Regions from separate parts of the Homo sapiens genome. Here region 2 is linked to region 1. The links are chromatin loops, found by intact Hi-C in ENCODE. Cell type or tissue: dorsolateral prefrontal cortex. All regions are shown on one strand. Links, peaks and the distances in the headings refer to the core of each region. The heading gives the core; the rest is flanking DNA. Region 1 overlaps TENM4 (teneurin transmembrane protein 4). Region 2 overlaps TENM4 (teneurin transmembrane protein 4).

Region 1 (10,178 bases), core at 3,159-7,158:
CAACGTGGCACTGAGATAGAGTCGCATCAACCGACATACACCTCTTCCATTAAAGCTTTTTTCATTCATCTATTCTTTCAACAAACATTTGTTGAAAGCCATGCTGGGCCACACCTGGTGCTAGTGCCAGGGGACCACATTGATCTTCCCATCAGGTGGGCTTCCAATCTAGAGAGAGGACAGTGCACGGGTGAGGCAGGGAAGAGGTGGGGTAGGGAAAGGGTGGTGCTATGGGTTTGACTTTCTGTAGGGGAAGAGCTCACGTGTTGCCAGGTTCATCTCCAAGGGCCTGTACAGTTCAATCAAGAACTCTGTAAGCTTGGAATAGGAATTTTTGGACAGTTGGAGATTTTCCTCTGATTTTGAGAGGAAGTCCAGGCTACAAATACAAATGGCTTCTACCTAGGTTTTGATACTCTTGGCTGATGATGCCATGCTAGGTGACCAGAGGAAGAGCATGCTTTTCTAGTAGTAGCCCCAAAGTTTGAGACCACTACTAGAAAAGCAAATATTTCATTCTTCAGGAACACATTCCTCTGCTGGGTTACTTGGAGCTGTGCTGATGGAATCATCTTAGGTCCTCATCAATTAGTCATACACAGCATAGTGTACACAGAGCTTTTCATATAAACTATTTTCTTCAGTTGTCACCACTCATCCTAGAGGGGGACCATTATTACTCTCCTCATTTTAGGGGTAAAGAATTATGTCTCAGAGAGATTAAGTTCCCCAAGTACCCACAGCTAGGAAACTGGGGAGTCAGAATCTGAACTCAAGTCTCCTCTATGGCTTGTGTACTCCTAGTACTTCAAAAGATTCCTCCCAGACCCCAGCCCTCCTCCATTAATTCAGAAAGCTCTGATGTTGGTCATGTGAAAGCCAACTAGCATTTATCAAACCCTCCCTTGTTATTGGGTATGTTGCAAACGTCAGAATTCATATCTGGTCTTCTAAGTTTAGTCTAGTGTACTTGCCACTACATCTCCTTTCTCATAAAAATGTGTGTATTTATTATATCCTGAATATGTGCCAGGCACTATGTTAGAAGCTATACTTTTGTTCATGCTAAATTGATTTAGGTTATATCTGTCTGCCATGCTAGAATGTAAACTCCTTGAGGTCAAGGAAAAATTCATGCCTGTCATAATCACCATGGGATCTCCAGTGCCCACTGTGGGGCTTGCACACAGGGAGCACCCAAGAAATCAACCAAATGAAAGTAATTCCTACAGCAGTCCTCCAAAGTATAGTAGTTGACGTCATCCCTGTTTTACATAAGGGAACTTGTGACTAGGAGAGGAGCTGTAACCCACATTTCACAAAGGACCACTTACATTATGTAAAAGACATATGAGCTGTCAAAGCACATTCTTTAGCATAGTCCTGTTTAGCTTTCACTAGCCACTTCAGGAAATTTTATCTGCTTTAATGTCAAAGCAGAATCTGAGAAGGAAAAATAAAACAGTTCCTTTTGTTTCAAGGTATTTGAAAATAAGAAAAAAAGAAACAATAGGGACTATGACTTGAGGCCAAATGGTAAAGTAGCATCACAGGTTTCTACTCTCATCTTGAGTCTGTGGGTCTCTTCACTCAGTCAGATGGGCCCATCTGCAGAGAATCCAAGCACTCCCAAGCTGTATTACCTTCAGTTAGCACCCCATAAACATCAAGGGCCCTTCCATTAAAATGTGTAAGAGCTCACAACCCAGCTTGTAAAGGGCTGGTGGAGGAGTGCCCAGTCACCAGGCCACTTTAACTTCATGCCAGGAGAGCATGTCTAGTGTAAACTGGCAAGGAAGTTGAGTGTTTGGATGGACAGAGCAGTAGTCTCCAGATGGGAAGGGTGAGACTAAGTGCCTGGGAAACTCTGTGTAGAGGACCTCATTTCATTTCACATATATCAGGGTCTGACTTGGATATAACAAAGGATAAGCAGGGCCAGGAGTGGCAGGAGGTGGGGATCTGCTGGAAAAGCTGAGAGTTTCTCTCAAAGGGAAGCCCACCTGTGACAGGTCAGTGTTCCTTGCCTGTTCTGAGGCTTCGTTTCCTTATCTGTGAAATGTCTGCCTTGAAGTACTGTTCCAAGGATTGTCAAAACAATGAAAAGACACTAGATGATCACATGACCTCATAGAATGTTCTCATACTATCTGGGCCTCAGTACCCACACCACTAAGAAGGATAATAGCCAGGCATTTTCACAGCCTTGTTGTGATAGTTCAATGAGAAATTGTCCATGAAGAGTGCTTTGCAAACTGTAAAACTTGATGTGAGCATTAGTTAAATAAAAAATGGCTTTCCCACATATTACCTCATTTGATCTAACACCAACCCTGTGAAATTGGTGAAGTGGGAATTATCAACCCCATTTTACAGAAATGGAAAGCAAGGCTCAATGAATTGCATAATTGGCAGCTTGCAGATTACCCAGCCAGTAAGTGGTAAAGCCATAGGCAGATCAGACTTGTCTGACCCTAAGTTCCATGTTCTTTAATTCATTGTACATAGCAAAAAGGTGCAGGCATGAGTCATAGCTATAGATTATTTGGATAATCTTTTGAATGCCAATATTAGTTTGTGCTTTATCTGGACTGAGATCTCCTGGGGGGCAGAGATTATATCTTATTGACCTCTGTATTTCTAGCACCAGGTACAGTCTCTGGCATATAGTAGGCATGTGTGGATATTATTAGAAGAATACATGAATTAGTATGAATTGATTGATACCTACTATATATAAGGTAGGAAGAAGCCTCTGAAGTGGTTGTCATCATCATTGCCACTTTGCAGAGGAAGAAAAGGAAGCTTACAGCTATTGAGTAGGTCATAGAGCAGGCAAAACTGAGATCTGGAATCACATCTGATTCCAAGTCTTACTGTCTTTTGTCCGTACTGTCTCCAGGTGACTTAATAAAGGAATGAAGTACATTTTAGCTAAGACCTGAAGTCTGGAAGTTCATTGTGGGGAAAAGCCTGCCTCTTCTCTTGGTCCCTGATGGGCTCCATGTGCTCTGCTGCCTGAAAACACCATGGCTTTGGCCCCAGCAGCCCGCCCCTCTCCTGGCTCACACCTCAGTGAATAGTATGCTTTCTGCTGTTTACTTTCACACCATAAACCACCACCTGGCAAAAGTGCTGAGTAAACCCAAACAAATACTAAGCTGATTTTTCATCTCTCCAAGGGCCCTCAAGGGAAAGTTCCAGCCCTGACCCCAGGCCCAGCCTCCAGAGTCACCAGGAAGTCATTGCCCTTTCAATGTTGTACAGAAGAAATGGGAATTACAGAGACAGGACCTAGGATATCCTGGGGCCTGGAGATTGTCATTCTTTATCTTGAGGCAAGCCCAAGTGTTTGTCTATGTGAGCAAGAAAGGAAAAGAGCTTGAACAACATCCTAGGGGGCTGCTTGACATAGCTCCGCAGCCCTGTCCTCACGTGGGACAGTCTCATACAGGCAGGTCGCTAGAGAGAAACAGACAGGTGGGCCTGGTTGGACTTTTCAGCCAGGCTAAGTGGGGTGTGGTGAATGTTTACCATTCTCAGGCACCTATAGCCCCAGGCATACCGTAATTCATCCATCATCCAACAAACCTTAGTAAGAGGTCTATTCTATACCAGGATCTGTGCTTGGTACCCGGGATGGAGGTGATCAAAGGAATTAGACCAGCCTCGGGTTCCTAGTCTGATGATAAGACAGACAAAGAAACAGAAAACCACTCTACCATGTAAAAATGGGAAGGAAAGAAACAAGTGAATAACCCACAGGGTGAATTACAGGAGATTTCTCAGAGGAGGGGGTGCTTTTCAGCCAGGTCTTGGGGGTAGATTACACTGTCTAACAGGGAGGGTGCTCTGTCATAGAATCCCACATTCTTACAGCCTGAAGGGATCTTAAATACCATTAGGTTCCACCTGCAACAGATGAGGAAACTGACACCCAGAAGAGAGGAAGTGACCTCCCCAAAGCCACACAGTAGATTAGTGGCTGAGCAGGTATAGATCTCACAAACCTCCTAGACTCCCTGTCTGAAGTTCACTGTGCTGACCTCAATTCAGGAAACCTTTCTTGAGTTGCTTGATCTTTGTCATGCCTTTTTGTCATCCACTTCACTGGGTGCTCGCCAGAGCCCAGTTAGGTCAGCAAAGGGCTGCTGCAAGGCAGCATCATGCAGCTCACACTCTCCAGACAAGGAACTGTCTGACAGGACCAGGAACTCTCCAGACAGGAACCGTAGCTCAGTGAAGTCAAGGGACCTGCCCCAGGTCACACAGCTCAGAAGCTCCTGAGCCTGGCATAGGATCCAGGTCCCTGGCTCCAGGTCAGAGATGTCCCTTCCCACTTTACAGCTGAAGAATCTGATGTGTTACTGCACGTAATAAGTACCTCCCTTTTGAGGTAATGTGCTTGGCAGGATGTCTGGCACAGGAACACAACATACATGGGGACTCGTACTATTTGTTAAATTCTCAAACATTTTATTCATTGTCTTGTAGATTGGTAGGAAGGTCTGAGCCTCTGAGACCTAATTTTGTTTTCTTTTCTTTTTCAAAGTAGCTAAGATTATTAGCAGCTTCTAAACTAAGCATGCAGTTTGGAAGGGAGATGAGCAAATGCACCTTGACAGAGGTGCCAGCTAATTTAGTTTGAAAGAAATGAAAAGGATTGAGATTTTCATGTGAATTTGAAGCATGTGGGGCCACGAGGCATGAGAATCAAGTCAGTCTCTCTCCCTCAGAGCCCTGGCAGAGAGCTTCAGTGGACATGGTTGCTCAACCTGTTTCCTAAAGAGCAGTTGTATTTTGGAAGACTTTACCACCGCTCCCTGCAGTAAGCATGAAGCTGTTGCTGGCCTGGAGCCTGAGGGGCTTGTGAATCGGGCCCTGTGTGTTTTGCACCATCTCACAGATGTGCCTTTGTGAAGGGTGGGCAGCTCCACTCTGGCTATGAAGGGCCCCCCTCCAAACCATTTGCTTTGGATCTGAAACCCCATTTAGATGGTTCTTGGAGTTGGGGTGAGGAAGCAGGAAGCTGAAAGAGAATAAACCCAGCAAAAGCTCAGAACAAACTGCAGGTTTTGGACAACAACCTAGAGTATACTCATGGGGTTGGGGTTCAGCCTCCCTCCCGCACCCCAACCTCAATCAGAGTCCAGGCCGTCATGAAATGCAGGCCCCAGAACTCATCACGTGCCCAGCCAGACCACAAGCACTTCATTGGGCGAAGGGGACTCATCCTTACTTTGTTTTCACACATAACTGGTTTTTAATTACATTTGACTTTTCCTGATGTCTGTTCAGAATGCCGGTCCCCTTTGGAAGGGGCAAGCACAAAGGCAGGGACAGGTTGGCAAGAAGGAGAAGCAAATTGAGCAGAGCCCTACAATCCTTCCTCTTTTGGTGGGGAAACAGGCACAGGGCAGGCTTCTGCCCAGAGAATTGTTCTCATCTGAGGGTCATTGTCCACGGAGATTAGTCTCGCGAGCCTCTGGAATCCTGATCTGTCACAGAAGCCCAGGTATGTAGCCAAGTGTGACTTTGGTTTCCAACAATAACTTGCTCAATACTTGTTGTTTTTCTCTCTCCTCTCTCCCCTGCCCCTCTGGCCACTGCCTCCCATCCTGGCCCTGGTGTCCTCCCTTCTTCTGCTCCTCCCCACAGAGATCTGTGCTGCCGACTGTGGTGGCCATGGCGTGTGCGTAGGGGGCACCTGCCGCTGCGAGGATGGCTGGATGGGGGCAGCCTGCGACCAGCGGGCCTGCCACCCGCGCTGTGCCGAGCATGGGACCTGCCGCGACGGCAAGTGCGAGTGCAGCCCTGGCTGGAATGGCGAACACTGCACCATCGGTATGGCGGGCCGAGGTCCCCGGGTACCTTCTCTGGTCTGCAGGACATCTTTGTCTGTTGGGGCATTTCAGGGCCAGCCTGGGCCCTCATCGCATGTGGGGATGGGGAAGAAAGTCCTTTCATCTGGAGGTATTATGACTGGCATTTCCTAGCCATCGGTTGGATTTAAACTCACGATTTGGTATTTTCAACCTTATTACTCCCAATTTCCATTTCCCATGTCCTGGTTAGCTGGTTAGCACACCTTGCTCTTTAGCTCCTCCAAGGCTACATGCGGTATGGATCTGTGTCAGGGAGCTCTGTGTTGAGGAATGAGGCAGATGAGCACTTCTTAGCAGCTATGGGCAAGCCCCGTCAACTTTCTGAGCCTCAGTTTCCTCACTCGTAAGATGGGGATAATAATACATGTGAAGACCTTAGCAAAGGCTGGCATACAGTGGAGTGCCCAGTACATGCAGCCATTATTATCCAATGCATTATCTTGCTGGGATGGCTGGGGCTTAGCTCTGAGCCCTCCATGCCCACTGGGCTCCTAGGTCAGAATTCCCCAAGAGGTCTGGAATCCTGGGGAGAGCTCCCCACAGGCCCTAAGGCCACATCTGGAGTCCATTAGGCCTGGGATCTTCCCCCGTCCTCAGCTTCCATCCTGTCTGCATTTGTCTCCTTTCCCCTCCCTTGGGGTCTCCTCGGCACCAGCTCCTGCTGAAGCAGCTCTGAAAACAAGCTGATCACTTCGTTCCCTTCCTTCTGCCTTTCCTGCCGGTTTTGTTGATTTTAAACTCAGCCAGACGTTTTGCTTGGTTTATTATCCTGGAATGAGCACTCACCAAAAGCTCTTTATTGAATCAACCGGTTTGTGTATATATGTGTGTTTTAGCTTCTTCCCCTTCCGTTTTTGTTTTTTGTTTTTTGGTTTTTTTTTTAAATGAAGGGTCTGTGATCAGATGGTGAGCACATGGCTTTAGAAGGCAGGATTCCAGGTACCTTTCTGGCTTAGAAAGTGACCTCTTGGGTCTTAGAGAAACTGGAAGACAAGCCCCACAGCTTTGGAGAGACAAAGGAATTTTGAGCAAACAGAGCTACCTCTTACCCCTTGAGGGTTTTTTCAGTCTTCATTGTTTTTGTTTTGAAGCCTAACATTAGTTTGTATCCTTGGTCCCTGCCCCTGCAACATCCCTGGGTTTTGGCCATGGAATACCTTACATTTATTAATATTAATAATAATAATGGCTTCTGATTTTTAAGTATTCACAACGTGCCGAGAGCTGCACTAAGAACTTTAGCTGCATTATTTTATCCTCCTTACAATCACCCTGTGAAGCAGTATGTATTATTTCCTCATTTTCAAGGACCTGAGGCTTAAGGTCACGGAACTTCAAAGAGGTAGAGCAGGAATTTGACACTCGATTTTTCCTTACCAGCTGCTTACTCTGCAGCCCTTGCACGATAAAGTCCTGGTTTTCCACTGAGGCATCTGCTCCTGTCCCTCCTGGAGACTGTGCCCTGTCGTGGCAGCTGCACTCAGAGTCCCTCACCTAATCTGCCCAGCCTCCACCCTCAACAGAGCCACTCCATCACAATGGCAGCCACTGCAGGTTGTGCTGCGTCATGTTACTGTGTGCACCTTGATGGCTTCTTTATATCGGTGTCATCCTCCCTTACACTTGTCCTGGAAACCCCTTAGTGAGAAGTGGCCCTGGTCATCTGAGGGGGCCTCTTCTTTAAACTCTGCTTTCCCCTCACCTTCCCTTTTCTGCATGACTGAGGATGAACCAACCTTTCAACCTCCCAGCCCAGAAGAAAGCCCACACCTATCTAAAAAACAAAAACAAAAAAAAAAAACAAAAACAGAAACAAAAAAACCAGAGCCCAGAGAGGGCCCATTCTGTTTGCTGTCTCTTGCTTACAGAGTCCTCAGCTCATCTTACCAAACTCCAAAACGTTTGCAAATGTTGGACAAAAATGTTATAAGATAAACGCATCTCATCTTAGGGAACCTCTCCCTTCGTCTAGTCACACATGACTCATGTTGGGGCTTGTGGGCAGGCTGTTTTACAGGCAGTGTTTTCTGGATATTCATCAGCCTGGCCTTAAGAATGTCCCTTTTATTTTGATGCCAAGAAGTCAAACCATCCACTTCTACCTCCCCTGTATGCTCTGTTGTCGCTCTTCTAGAACAGATTCCACCTTGGGGATGCAGATACCTTTTCCCCTCCAGATAAGAAATACATCAAAGTAAATGTGCACAATATAAGAATAAGGTTGACGGTCCTAAATACCAAAGAAATGTCATAGGACATTGAAGAAGCAATAGACTAGTCATAGTGGCTCAGCTGAAAGGACTTTGGCTGGGAATTCTATTAATACCTCTCATTGTGTGGTGAGCATTTTCTTCGTCCTTGTCTAATTTTCCTGCATGGTAACCTTCTCTCTGTGGGTCTCTGCCCGTGGCCAGCTGCGTCCCCATGAGAAACTCACCACCCTCGTGCTGAAGGAACACTTCAATAACCCTGTAGGATATAAGGGAAGGGGGAGGGGAGGCAAAGTAGAGAAACAATGGTCCCATCCTTTTCTTGTTGAAATAGAAATGAGAAGGGGAAATCCATTTTTAGTCTTTGATGGTAACAAGAAGCATTTCCTTGTTTCCAGAGAACTTTACTCCCTGTGAGAGTCATTTAGGAAAAGAAAAAAACTGCTGATGTGAAAAGTTAGAAATTCAAAGTGTTAAATTTTCTCTTGTTATCAGATTTCATTATCATACAATAGGTCATTATCGTGTAGCTAGCTCCTAGCTGCAATAGTTATTTCCCATACCAGAGAAAGAGCTGGTATCCATGACACTGATTTCGAGACCTCTAGGCAGTGGAAGCAAAAAAAGAGGGCCTGTTTATTTACATACTGCCGACCTGCGTAAACAGGAAGGAATGGCTTGATGACCTTACAGCAGGAATACAGAATTTAAAGAACAAGACAAATCTGGGCCCCTTATGGCCAAGTCCCCAGCGTTAAGAGCCTTTTTACCCCAGTGACATTTCCCAGAGCAGATTATTATAGTAGGAATTAAATATCTTCTTTTGGAGCCTTTGGCTCACCTTATCTTTCATGGAAGCTACATGATTCTTCTCAAGAGAGGTTGGTTTTCAGAATGAAAGGGAATTTGACAGTGGCATCCTCTTCAATGACAGTATTTTTGTCAAACAGCAAAAATATTTCACATTCAATCCTAATTCCTTATGTTAGGAATCACCTGTCTCTTTGCATCTTGAAGAAGGGTCTTTGGTAAAAGCACCAGGGCCAGACCACGCAGTTGCCTGAGGCTTTAGTTTCTCTATCCATGAATCACAGAATGGAGTGGCTGGAGTAGGTCCCCAAGGGTGACAGAAGTTCATCCCCCTCCTCCACTGCCCACAGAACTGCACACCCATCAGCCCAAAAGTGAGTCACCTGCTCCTAAAAATATCTCATGAAGAAAAAGGGATTCTTCATTTTTACTGTTACTTACATGGCACTAATACTCCCACTTGCATATATGAAACCCAGTTTTCCTAGTCCAGAAGTCAGGCTAAGATGGATTGATTTGGATCTGTTTCTCAAGTATATGATTGACAGAGAGTCACCAAGTGCATATTTTTGGATCTTTTCAAGGAGTTTTATGGATCCATGAAGTCTGGTGCTTGACCTCTGATTTCCTTTGAGAAAGCTGAAAATCGTAGTTAAATTTAACAAGGCGTTTAATTTTTTTCCTATTTCTTTGAAAACACTACTAACATTTTGGATCAATTCTATCATGGTTTTTCTATTTACCTCAGTGCCCCTTGTCTCTAAAGTAAAGAAAACACCTGTAGAAAATGCCAGCTTCTGATTACATTAATAAAATTCCAGCTTGACTCTAAAGCTGTGATTGTTCAAGATACCACATATACAGAATTATTTACCAGACTTCAGGAGAGCTGTCCAATCCTAGAAGTCCTGATTTTTAAACAAAAGCTTCCTCTGGGGGTAAAGATCAAAATGATACCCTGAAGATGCAATTACTTGTGTGAGTAAAACCAGACTTCCCAATGAAGAGAAATTATAAAGAAAAGCCACAAAATCTTCCGTGCTTTGTCCAGTTTTTTTTTTTTTAAAAAAAAAGACAGAGTCTCACTCTGTTGCGCATGCTGGAGTACAGTGGCACCACCTCGGATCACTGAAACTTCCGCCTCCCAGGTTCAAGCAATTCTTCTGCCTCAGCCTCCCGAGTAGGTGGGACTATAGGTGTGCACCACCACACCAGCTAATTTTTGTTTTTTGTTTTTTTGAGATGGAGTTTCACTCTTGTTGCCCATCCTGGA
Region 2 (10,178 bases), core at 3,422-7,421, 55 kb before region 1:
ACTTTGTGAAATTTCTAATGGAAACACTTCTTTGGAAAAGCACCCTGTGAATTTACCTCTCCCTGATACAGTGATTTATTTGGAGCAATCTGGTATAAGTGGAATGAAATTGTAGGCCAAGGGAGCTCAGGTCAGCACATTGGAGACAGACTGTGGCTAAAATTCTGCTGAGGGGAAGAGAGCTAGGAGTATCAGAGCACTACATCTGCAGACTCAGAGACTAGCCCTGCCAGTAGCTGTCTCTGCTCACTGAAGGGCAGGGCTCCCCACTGTCCCCACCCCCAGCATCTCTGCTGCCCTTGGGATCTTACCTTCGATTGCTGAACCTTCTGAATCTTTACCTGGAATTGCAAGGGCAGGAAAGAAGAAAAAGTAGCCCAAGGACACTGCAGGAACCAAGCAATAAAGGCTTGTCTTTCTGTGGGAAATACTTAGCAAGGCATTTGGTATACAGATAACCAAAATCCCCACTAGAGTAGCATTTAAGTAGAGTTTTGATGTTCTGGTGCACACTTTTTGTCTAGGAGATGGGCTGCTGTTTTTATGCTTGCTACCTCATGGTCATAAAATGGTAGCTATAGTTCCGGGGCTTATGTCTGCATGTCAGGCAGGAAAAATAAGAAAAGATAAGGAAGTAGGAAAGCAGAATTTTTCCTAAAACATTCAGCTTACATTTCTTTGGCAGAGCTGTGTCACTTGGACACTCAGAGATATAAGGAAGTCTGAAGAAGGGGATATTTTTAGCTTGCTACATTGGTACTCTCAACAAAATTAGGGTTCTCTCAGAGAGAAGGGAAATGAATATGGGGTAGGCACATAGCAGTGTCTGCCACAGACTTCATCAGGTCTGTTTGGTTCAACAAAGACCAACTGAGACCCCCTCTTACTGTGTGCCAGACCCTTGTCTGGACATTGGGTATAGCCAGGAGGCAGACATGGTACTTGGCCTTGAGGTTTCTCATGGGCTAGTAAGTTAGGGTAAGCGAAGCTGAGAAAAAGGAGAAGCTGCCCATGTAATTGAGGTGGAAGGAAAATGGCTTGGTTCAGTCTCTTTGTATCATCCAGGAACCATGGACGTTTTCCATTATGCCTCGAAGCACCTTGCATGATGCTTTAACGGGGACAGACAGCAGGAGCAAGTCCAGAGTGGTAGACGCCAGTTGCAGACAGACCTAGACACTGCATCTGTTCATTTGTTCATTATTCAACCCGTGTTTACTCATTGCCTTTCATGTGCCAGTTCTGAGCAGGCATGTACTGTCACTGGTATGTAAAATAGCCATGCTTTCTGCCTCCATGGTGTTCATAGACAGGTCTGAGGCAGTTTGAGATGGATTCTCAAGTTTAAATACAATCATCAAATATATATACACATATGTAAAGATAAATAATGATAAGTGGTAAGCACACGTCCTAGAAAAGATATCCAGAGAAACACGTAGAAGCCTAATTCAGAAATGAGGCTCAGAGATCTAATGCTAATTGCCAAGATCTCATAAATAGGAAATAGCAGAGTTAGGTTAGCAATCCAAAACACACATTCTTACTCTTACATCTCAGTGACCAGGTCTAAATCCAAGTTTCTGGAGTGGTGACATCCATGTGTGTCTTTATACCCTCTCGTAGTCAGAGAATCAGCAAGACAGATAGGGTCTTAGAGACCATGGCATCACACCTCCTAGGCTCACAGTGTGCTGGCCACGTGCCTGCAGTCCGCTCATCTGACTTATTTATAGAACATCTCTAACCTGGTACTCACTCCTGTTGAAGGAACCCCTGCTCCTATCCTCCATTCAGATGTAGATTCTGATAGAAGATATTTTGTCAGCAGTGGTTTAATTTTTATAACTGATGATTAAATTTTTATTTTCTTTTAGCTCTTTTTTTTTTCTGTCAGTCGCTAAAGGCAGTTGCTCATTCCCGTTTGCCAGCTGGCTTTTCCACTGACAGAACGGCAGCTTTGAGAGGGTTCTCACATAGTGATATTATTTTTTCTTTCCCTTTACAGCACCACTGATATGTGGGACATAATTAAATGTGAGGCCGCCTGTTCGGTAACACCCTCTTAGGAATAACCTAGCTGCAAGTAACATGTGAATCTCTGCTGGAATTGGCACTGGTGGTCGATAGTTGAGGTTGTTGGAGGCAGGAGTACAGTTGGGGGTAGAGCTGACCAGATAGATGGTGTGGTCCGAGGAAAGGACAAAGGCTTTGGAGTCAGCCCAGCCTGGGTTTAGATGCGGGCTGTATTAGTTATGAGCTGTGGGATTTTGGATAAGTCTTACCCTCACCAAACTCATCTATCCTTGGGAATCAAACTTACTTTAGAGAATCTGACAATGATGTGAAAGCATAGGATTTGTGGTAGGTACTCAGTGTGTTTCTAAATGTGTCAAGTATTCAGCATTTGCTGAACATCTACTTTGCTGAGTGCTAGAGGCTTCACAGTGAATAAAACAGAAGCTTTGCCCTCAAAGAGCCTATAATCAATCGGGAGAACCAACCCTTTCATAAATAATTCTAGTATAATGTGGCCTGGGCCAACAAAGGGGTCTGTGGGAGCTCCATGGGAGCAGAGAGGAGGGCTGCTACCTCTGCCAGGCATGTAGAAGGAGGTTGTGAGGCAGAAAGGACATATTTTGAGAAGAGTACTTAGTGAGCTGGAAAGCAGTGTACAAATAATTATTAACAACTTGGGGCCAGAGCAGAAGTGGGAATCCAGAAAGAAAAATACAAGAAAAGAGTCACCCTAAAAAGAAGAAATAAAGGAGTGTGTTAGTCTGCTAGGGCTGCCATAACAAAATACCACAAACTGAGTGGTTTAAAATAGAAATTTATTTCTCACAGTTCTGAACACTGCACATCCAAGATCAAGGTACTGGCAGGGTTGGTTTCTGGTGAGGCCTCTCTTCCAGGCTGGCAACAGTCGCCTTCTTGCTTTGTCCTCGTCCTCATGTGGGCTTTTCTCTGTGTATATATGGAGGGAAAGAGATCTCTGGTGTCTTTTCCTCCTTTTTTTTTTTTTAGACAGAGTCTCACTCTGTTGCCAGGCTGGAGTGCATTGGCGCAATCTTGGTTCACTGCAAACTCCACCTGCCTGGTTCAAGCGATTCTCCTGCCTCAGCCTCCCAAGTAGCTGGGATTACAGGCACACGCCACCACAACCAGCTAATTTTTGTATTTTTAGTAGAGACGGGGTTTCACCATGTTGGCCAGGATGGTCTCGATCTCCTGAACTCGTGATCTGCCTGCCTTGGCCTCCCAAAGTGCTGGAATTACAGGCATGAGCCACCGCACCCGGCCTTTTCCTCTTTTTATAAGGACATAAGTCCTATCAGATTAATGCCCCACTACTGTGAGCCTCACTTAACCTTTGTTATCTCCATATAGGCCCTATCTCCAAATACAGTCACATTGGGGGTTAGGCTTCAGCATATGAATTTGGTAGGGGACACAGTTAATAACAAGGAGGAATTGAGAAGACCATAAGATAGTAGCAGTCTCTGCTCAACCACACAGATGAACTGGCTGGAAAGGATCATTATTTGCATTTTAAAGATGAGGAAACAGTCTGTGACCAGTGGCTCACACAACATAAAGCCGAGTCTTCGAATCCAACTCCAGTAACTTCCCCTGGAGCCCAGCTGCCTGACAAGACAGGGAACATGGAAGACCCCCATCAGAGGGTCAGTGAACACCTAGCAAGAAGGTCAGGCATCACTGATGTTTTTCCCTGCAAGCTAGAAGCTTCTGTTATGGGCATGAACTTCTTATCGGCAGCTTTGAGGGAATGAAGGCACAGCCACCCTTTCAAGGCACTGCCAGGTACCTGGCTAAGGAAGGCTCTTTCTGTCCTCAGGACTTTATGCATCCCAAGGCTGCTAGATTCCATCTTTCTTTGCCAGTACTCCTTAACTCAAAAATGGAAATGTGAGTTCCAGAACATTCCAAAGCACTAACTTTTATTTGTTCTTATAAATTTGGCTTTCTTCAGAGTTCATAAGGAACTTCTCCAATGTCCCATTCTAGTTTCGGGGCTTTTCAATCTTTACAAATTCTTCTCTGGAACTACTTGGCAAAATTAATAATTTTGGCTACTGTTTGTTCAATGCATACTGTATCTAAGTATTATCTTAGATATTTAACATAAACTATTTCTTGTTTTTTTTTGTTTTTTAGCAACAGGGTCTTGCTTTGTCACCCAGGCTGGAGTCCAGTGGCACAATCATAGCTCGCTGCAGCTTTGAACTCCTGGACTCAAGCAATCCTTCTACCTCAGCCACCCAAATAGCTAGGACTGCAAATGTGTGCCACCACACCTGACTAAATTTTTTAAAATTATTTTTTGTAGAAGTAGGATCTCTCTATGTTTATTTTTATGTTTTTGAGACAGAGTCTCATTCTTGTCACCCAGGCTGGAGTGCAGTGGTGCAATCTCAGTTCACTGCAACCTCCACCTCCTGGGTTCAAGCAATTCTCTTGCCTCAGCCTCCCAAGTAGCTGGGATTATAGGCGCCCACCACCATGCCCAGCTAATTTTTTATTTTTAGTAGAGAAGGGATTTTACCATGTTGGCCAGGCTAGTCTTGAACTCCTGAGCTCAGGTGATCCACCCGCCTCGGCCTCCCAAAGTGCAGGGATTATAGGTGTGAGCTACTATGCCTGGCCTCTCTATGTTACCCCGACTGGTTTTGAACTCCTGGCCTCAAGTGACCCTCCCACCTCAGCCTCCCAAAGCGCTGGGATTACAGGCATGAGCCATCACACCTGGCCTACATAAACTATTTCAAACCTTTACAATAGGCATATGAAGCAAATATTTTCTGCCTACCACCCCTCCATAGGAAAATGAAGCTCAGAATATTTAAATGACTAGGCAGAAGTTAAATACCCAGTTAGTGAAGGGGCTAGAGTTTGAATCCAGTTCTGTCTGACCCTAATATCTACACATTTCTCACCATGTCCTCTCTCATGTATGCGCTTGTTGTGTGAGTGCCTGGTATGTCCAGGAGACTGGAAGTAGGAGGAGTACATGAGAGGGTGATACCCAGAGGAGAGCCTGGAAAATGAGGTTCAGGCCAGCCTGGGACAGGCTTTGTCTCTGTTGGCTAGCCAGCTTGGAAGTCTGGTTTTGAAAGCAGTGGGAAGCACAGGATGGTTTTTAAGTGAAGATGTAGCATGAGTTGGGTGTTGTATAGGTATCTTTGGCTGGCAGCAACATATATAAATGAGACAGGGAGACCAATTGGAAGACTGTTTCTTTAGCCAGTGGGATTAGATGAGAGAAGAGAACCTACACTAAAGCAAATGCCACCGCTTTTGTATAAAGGAGGGAAGACATTCCAGGACATTATAGGCTGGTTCTATTGACCACTTGTATTTTACCTTGTAAGGGAGAGGCATTGAGTTTCGACCTTGGAGAATAGATGGATGGTGATATCACTAATTACATTAGGAAATAAGGAGGGGAAGTTAGTTGTTGAGCTGCTAATGGAACTTCCCAGTGGAAGTTAGTTGTTGGCAGTTACTAATAGGCAGATGGGTAAGTAGGTCTTGACTTGGAGATAGCTCTGAATTTGAGACAGTTACCTGGTGGACAGCATGAGTGTGGGTGTAACAGAGTAGCAGGTGGAGCTTAGAGTACCTGAGGAGATGTATCAACCAAGAAGCAAGGAGTTAAGGATGGAGCCCCAACGTTCAGAAGACAGACGGGAAAAAGTAGAGAAAACTTAGGAAGATGATTACAAAGAAGCTGCTGGCATTGGTCATTAGGAGGTCACTGGCGCCCTCATTGGGAGCAGTTTCCACCCATTGGTGCAGGCAGAAGCAGGGTCACCACGAGTTCAGGAGTGAATGAGAGGCATAGAGTGGAAACAGTTACTTCTAGACAGAGCAGGGAAGGAGACAGATGGGAGTAACCTGAGGAGGAGGCAGGTTCAAGTAAAGGTTTATGTAAGGTGGGGAAGCCCTGGACGTGCTGTCAGCTGTGGGAAAGGAGCCAGGGGGGAAGACTGGAGGCCCAGGAGAGAGGGGAGATGACTAATGGAAGAAGGTGGGAGGCATGGAATGGCAGGCAGAGGCAGAAGGAGGAGCCTAGGAAAGGAGGAGACACACCTCTTCCCATGGGATGGGGAGAGGGCAAGGAAGATGAGATCAACCTTGAAGGTGGAGGGGAGTGGGATACAGGGTAGGATTCACACTGATCTCAGGGTCAGCAGTGCTTTCCAGAAATGGATTGCCTGACAGAGTAACCCACTTATGGCCTAAATTGTGTGTGTTCCCTTCTGTGTGAAGGCAGTCTCAAGGTGGCACTAAATAAAATAGTGTGCAATATAACAATAAAGAGAGGCAGTGTGGCTTAGTGGTTAGAGAATGGATTTGAAGCCAGGTAGCTGGTTGAATACAGTCTCTGCCACTTAATAGCAGTGGGACTTTGGGCAAGAAAGATAACCCATCAGTGCCTCAGTTTCCTTATCTGAAAAATGACAATAATATTAGTACCCAACTCATGAAGGTAATTATGAAGTTAAAATGAGTTAATTGTAAAATATGGAGAACAGTGCCTGGCATGTAATAGGTGCTATATAAGTGTTCGCTATTGTTATTGGCAGTAACATGCACTAACATTTTTGAGGGCTTACAGGGTCCCAGGAGCATGCTAAGTGTTATACCTGCATTACCTAACTTTAAGTTTGTAATAGACCTGGGAAAGCAGGAACAACTCTTATTTTCTTTATAGAGATGATGAAACAAGGTTCCGAGAAATTAACAAACTTGCCCAGTCACACATTGAGTAAGAGCAGAGCCAGGATTTGAATCTAGGCCAGTCTGCCTGAAGAATCATGCTCTATCCACACTGGCTTTCATTCCTGGGCCCCTCCCAAGTCAGTACCCAGTTCCTTAGTACCCCCGTGTTTCCTTTCATACAACACTGGGAAGACAGTTCAGACTGAGGATGCTGCAGGGTGCGAGCTTTGTCACTCCCTGACACTTCTCTGGGCGGAAGAGTATATACCAAGAATCTCTGTTTGGGGGAAGAGCTCCTTTACAATTAAGCAAAGATTTAGTGATGGCAAATTTGAGGGAGGTTAGGGCTGGTTTCTTGCTGCTTAAACAGAGCAGAAGACTTTCTGTTGAAACGCCAGCACAATGAGTGTTATATGAAGGGTTATAACAAATTGTAAGCCAGAAACCTCTGAGCATCTGGTTTTAGTTTGAGTAGCTGCTTGTTCATGCCTTTATCTAAGCAATGCTCATGTTCTCGGCTAAAAGAAGCCCAGTTTGTTTCATTCCTGGTTCATATTACATGTCAGCCTGATTTTTTTTTTATTTTCATTTGTGTCATAGGCCAAGAGAGTCTAGTCAGGGTACAAGGGATGGACTGTATAATTTTGAGAAAGTGAGAAAAAGCCCTGTGACCTAAAGCAGAAGGCTAACGTGATGTTTTCCACAAATAGAGTTTGAGTTTTCTCAGGCCTGTAAGTGCACGCTATTCCTTGGAAAGCTTGCATTTGGGAGATTGTTCTACCATTATCTCTTTCTTTTAAGTGATGGAGGAAGAAAGTGAAATCTGTTGAGCTTTTCTTAGGTGCCAAATATTACCCTAAGCACAATTTATTTACGTTAACTTATTTTAATTCTCATAACCAACTTATGCAGTCAGAATTACTATCTCCATTTTCCAGATTAGGCAGGGAGTTGTGTTGAAGGCAGGCAGAGGCAGAGCTAGGGACCCCAGCAGGTGTATCTGGTTCACATGTATTTTGCAAGCCCCCAACACTTTTGAATGCACCGTGCTGAGATGTGTCTTTTGTGTTCACTAAGTAACAGAAACACCTCTGAGGACAATACTAAGTCATAGAAATACTGAAAACGAAAGACAGAAAAAGAAACAGCATCATAAGAACATCAGCTTTTAGTCAAAAGTCAATATTATGGTTCCTGGTTAAATGTTTGAAAAATTATCTTTAAAATCACTAATAAAATAAGGTGCACCGATTAGTTAGCATTGTTTTAGAAGCTTTGTCCAAGATAAGATATGACATAGAAACAAGAGGCTGAGAAAAAGTCATCGTTATTTGTGAAGGGTGTGTTTGTATTCCTAGAGAAAAAAAAAACATTAACTGAAAAACTATTTTACTTAATAGGAATTCAGAACTTGTAACTGGGGCACAAGATAGCTTTTCCAAAAGTCAATAGATTTCCCATATACCTGCAACAACCACTTATGAAATATAATGAAAAATGCCCCAGTCAAAAAAAATCAATAAAAATTAAAGTATCATCTGAATGAGGACTACATGTGACCTGTGTGACAAAAACTGCAAAATTTTATTGAGAGCTATAAAACAGGACATGAATAATTAGGAACTATAACATGTTCCTAGATGGGAAGGTGAAATACTCTAAATATGTCAATTTATAAGTTTAATGGAATGTCAAACAGAATCCTAAAGGGAATTGAAGAGATTTGATTGCATGGCTAAAGACTTCATCTGGAATAATAAACAGATGAAAGTATGGAAGAAATTACAGGAAGAAGAATCATGAAAGGGTACTCATCTTTAAATATCTTAATATATCATAAATCCTTAATAAATGAGAATAGGAGTCAAGCAGATTAGTGAAGTACTACAAATATTACCAGTTACATGTAAAAATTTATTATTTGAAAAATGAAGAATTACAAATTAATGGAGAAGAGAAGGCTGGATCAATAAATGTTTTTGCAATAACTTGGAAAAGCATCAAATGTAACCCGAGTCTGCAAAGTGGCATTCAGTGAGATGGATGCAGTTGATAAGACACAGAGAAGGAGTTTTAGCCTGCAGTGTTGGCCCACTATTTAACATTGGATGACCCTCCATAAAACTACAGGTTTATGGCTTCCCTTAAAAAATTAGAAGACCAAAATTCCTGTGAGAACAAGGCCCTGCCCCCTTTGGATGGAACTCATACTCTGTAATTCACCCATCTCCACCTCCTCCATTTTTCTTACATGTACCTGGCCTGCTTTACTCCTTTAACTTACCTGCCTGCCCCCTAGAGGAATTTTCATTTTCAACCTCTGATTCAGACCTCACCTCATACCATATGCCAAAATAAATTTCAGACGGATTAAAGAGGTAAATATTTAAAAGTCAAGCTAGAAGAGGGTAAAACCCAATATTCACATATCTCTGGGTCGAAGAGGACTTTTAAGCACTAAAGTCACTGAAGAAACCACAAAGAAAAAGATTGAGAAATGTTTACATAAATATGTAAAATTTCCACATGTCTTATAAAACTTACAAAATAAGAAAAATCACAGAGTAAGAAAATATATGCAGTAAACATGAGTGACCAAGAGTTAATATGTATATTACATTAAAGCTCAGATGCTGTGGGAGGAAAAAAGGCATTATGATCTTACAGGTAATGGCTAAAGCTTATGTGTAGAAAAGCTTTAAAAAATGTATAGTACGCAATAAACATACATGAAATATGTTTAACCACACTAATAATTGAAGCAGTACAAATTAAAATAATGGTGTATCTTTTTTTTAGCCTAATAAGTTAGAATCCTTCAAGTTAATATCCAATCCCATTGAGGCTGCGGTGGAACTATACCAATATATATTACTAGTTGCATCATAAATCAGTACAACCCTTTGGGAAAGCAATTTGGCATTTTGTATTAAACCATAAAAATGTTCAGCTTCTGAGAGTATCTCTTAAAGAAATAAACCAGTACCTAGGAAAAGCTGCACACTTATCACAGCATTGTTTAAAATTGTGGCAATTTGGAAACAATCCAAATGTCTAATTATAAGAAAGCATATAATAAAATATAGTATATCTACTTAATATTATATAGCCATTAAAATTATCATAAAAGTCTGAACTATGGGAAAATGCTTATAATTTTCAGTCCAAGAGAAAGAAAACAGAAGTTATGTTTACAATATAAACATGTGTATTAATAACAAGGTAATTTGCCTAATCCACATATTTAGAGGTAGAGTTTGAACTGGAATTCAAGTCTTTCAACTCTGAGACCATTGCTTTTTCCACCTGCCCACTTCCTTCCCTGGAAGCCAAGGCACCATTTACAGGGTATGGTCAGGAGAAGGTTCATCAGGTTGATCACTGGAGTCCAGTGGATCTACCAAGCTGAGCCTGATGTGGTGCTTCAAAGA

The links. Hi-C counts contacts between places; a loop is a spot of excess contacts. Peaks named below come from ENCODE experiments on the same cell type or tissue, not always from the same donor. Only the 100,000 strongest peaks of a DNase experiment are listed, where the experiment ranks them.
Region 2: it touches region 1 in a loop (2.8-fold over the local background); 1 of 110 quality-filtered maps calls a loop at or near these places.

What each region holds. Positions count from the first base shown.
Region 1 is chr11:78,782,564-78,792,741 of GRCh38, reverse strand. TENM4 (teneurin transmembrane protein 4) reads left to right here. Exons shown (of 34, transcript NM_001098816.3): 16 at 5,659-5,844. Among named protein-coding and RNA genes, the nearest start is that of NARS2, 210 kb to the right of the region's middle. In dorsolateral prefrontal cortex, for the core only: no CTCF peak of the experiment used is centred there; a DNase peak (open chromatin) is centred at 4,878.
Region 2 is chr11:78,837,487-78,847,664 of GRCh38, reverse strand. The region is part of intron 12 of TENM4 (teneurin transmembrane protein 4); the gene reads left to right. Among named protein-coding and RNA genes, the nearest start is that of TENM4-AS1, 250 kb to the left of the region's middle. In dorsolateral prefrontal cortex, for the core only: no CTCF peak of the experiment used is centred there; no DNase peak of the experiment used is centred there; H3K27ac peaks cover 548 bases.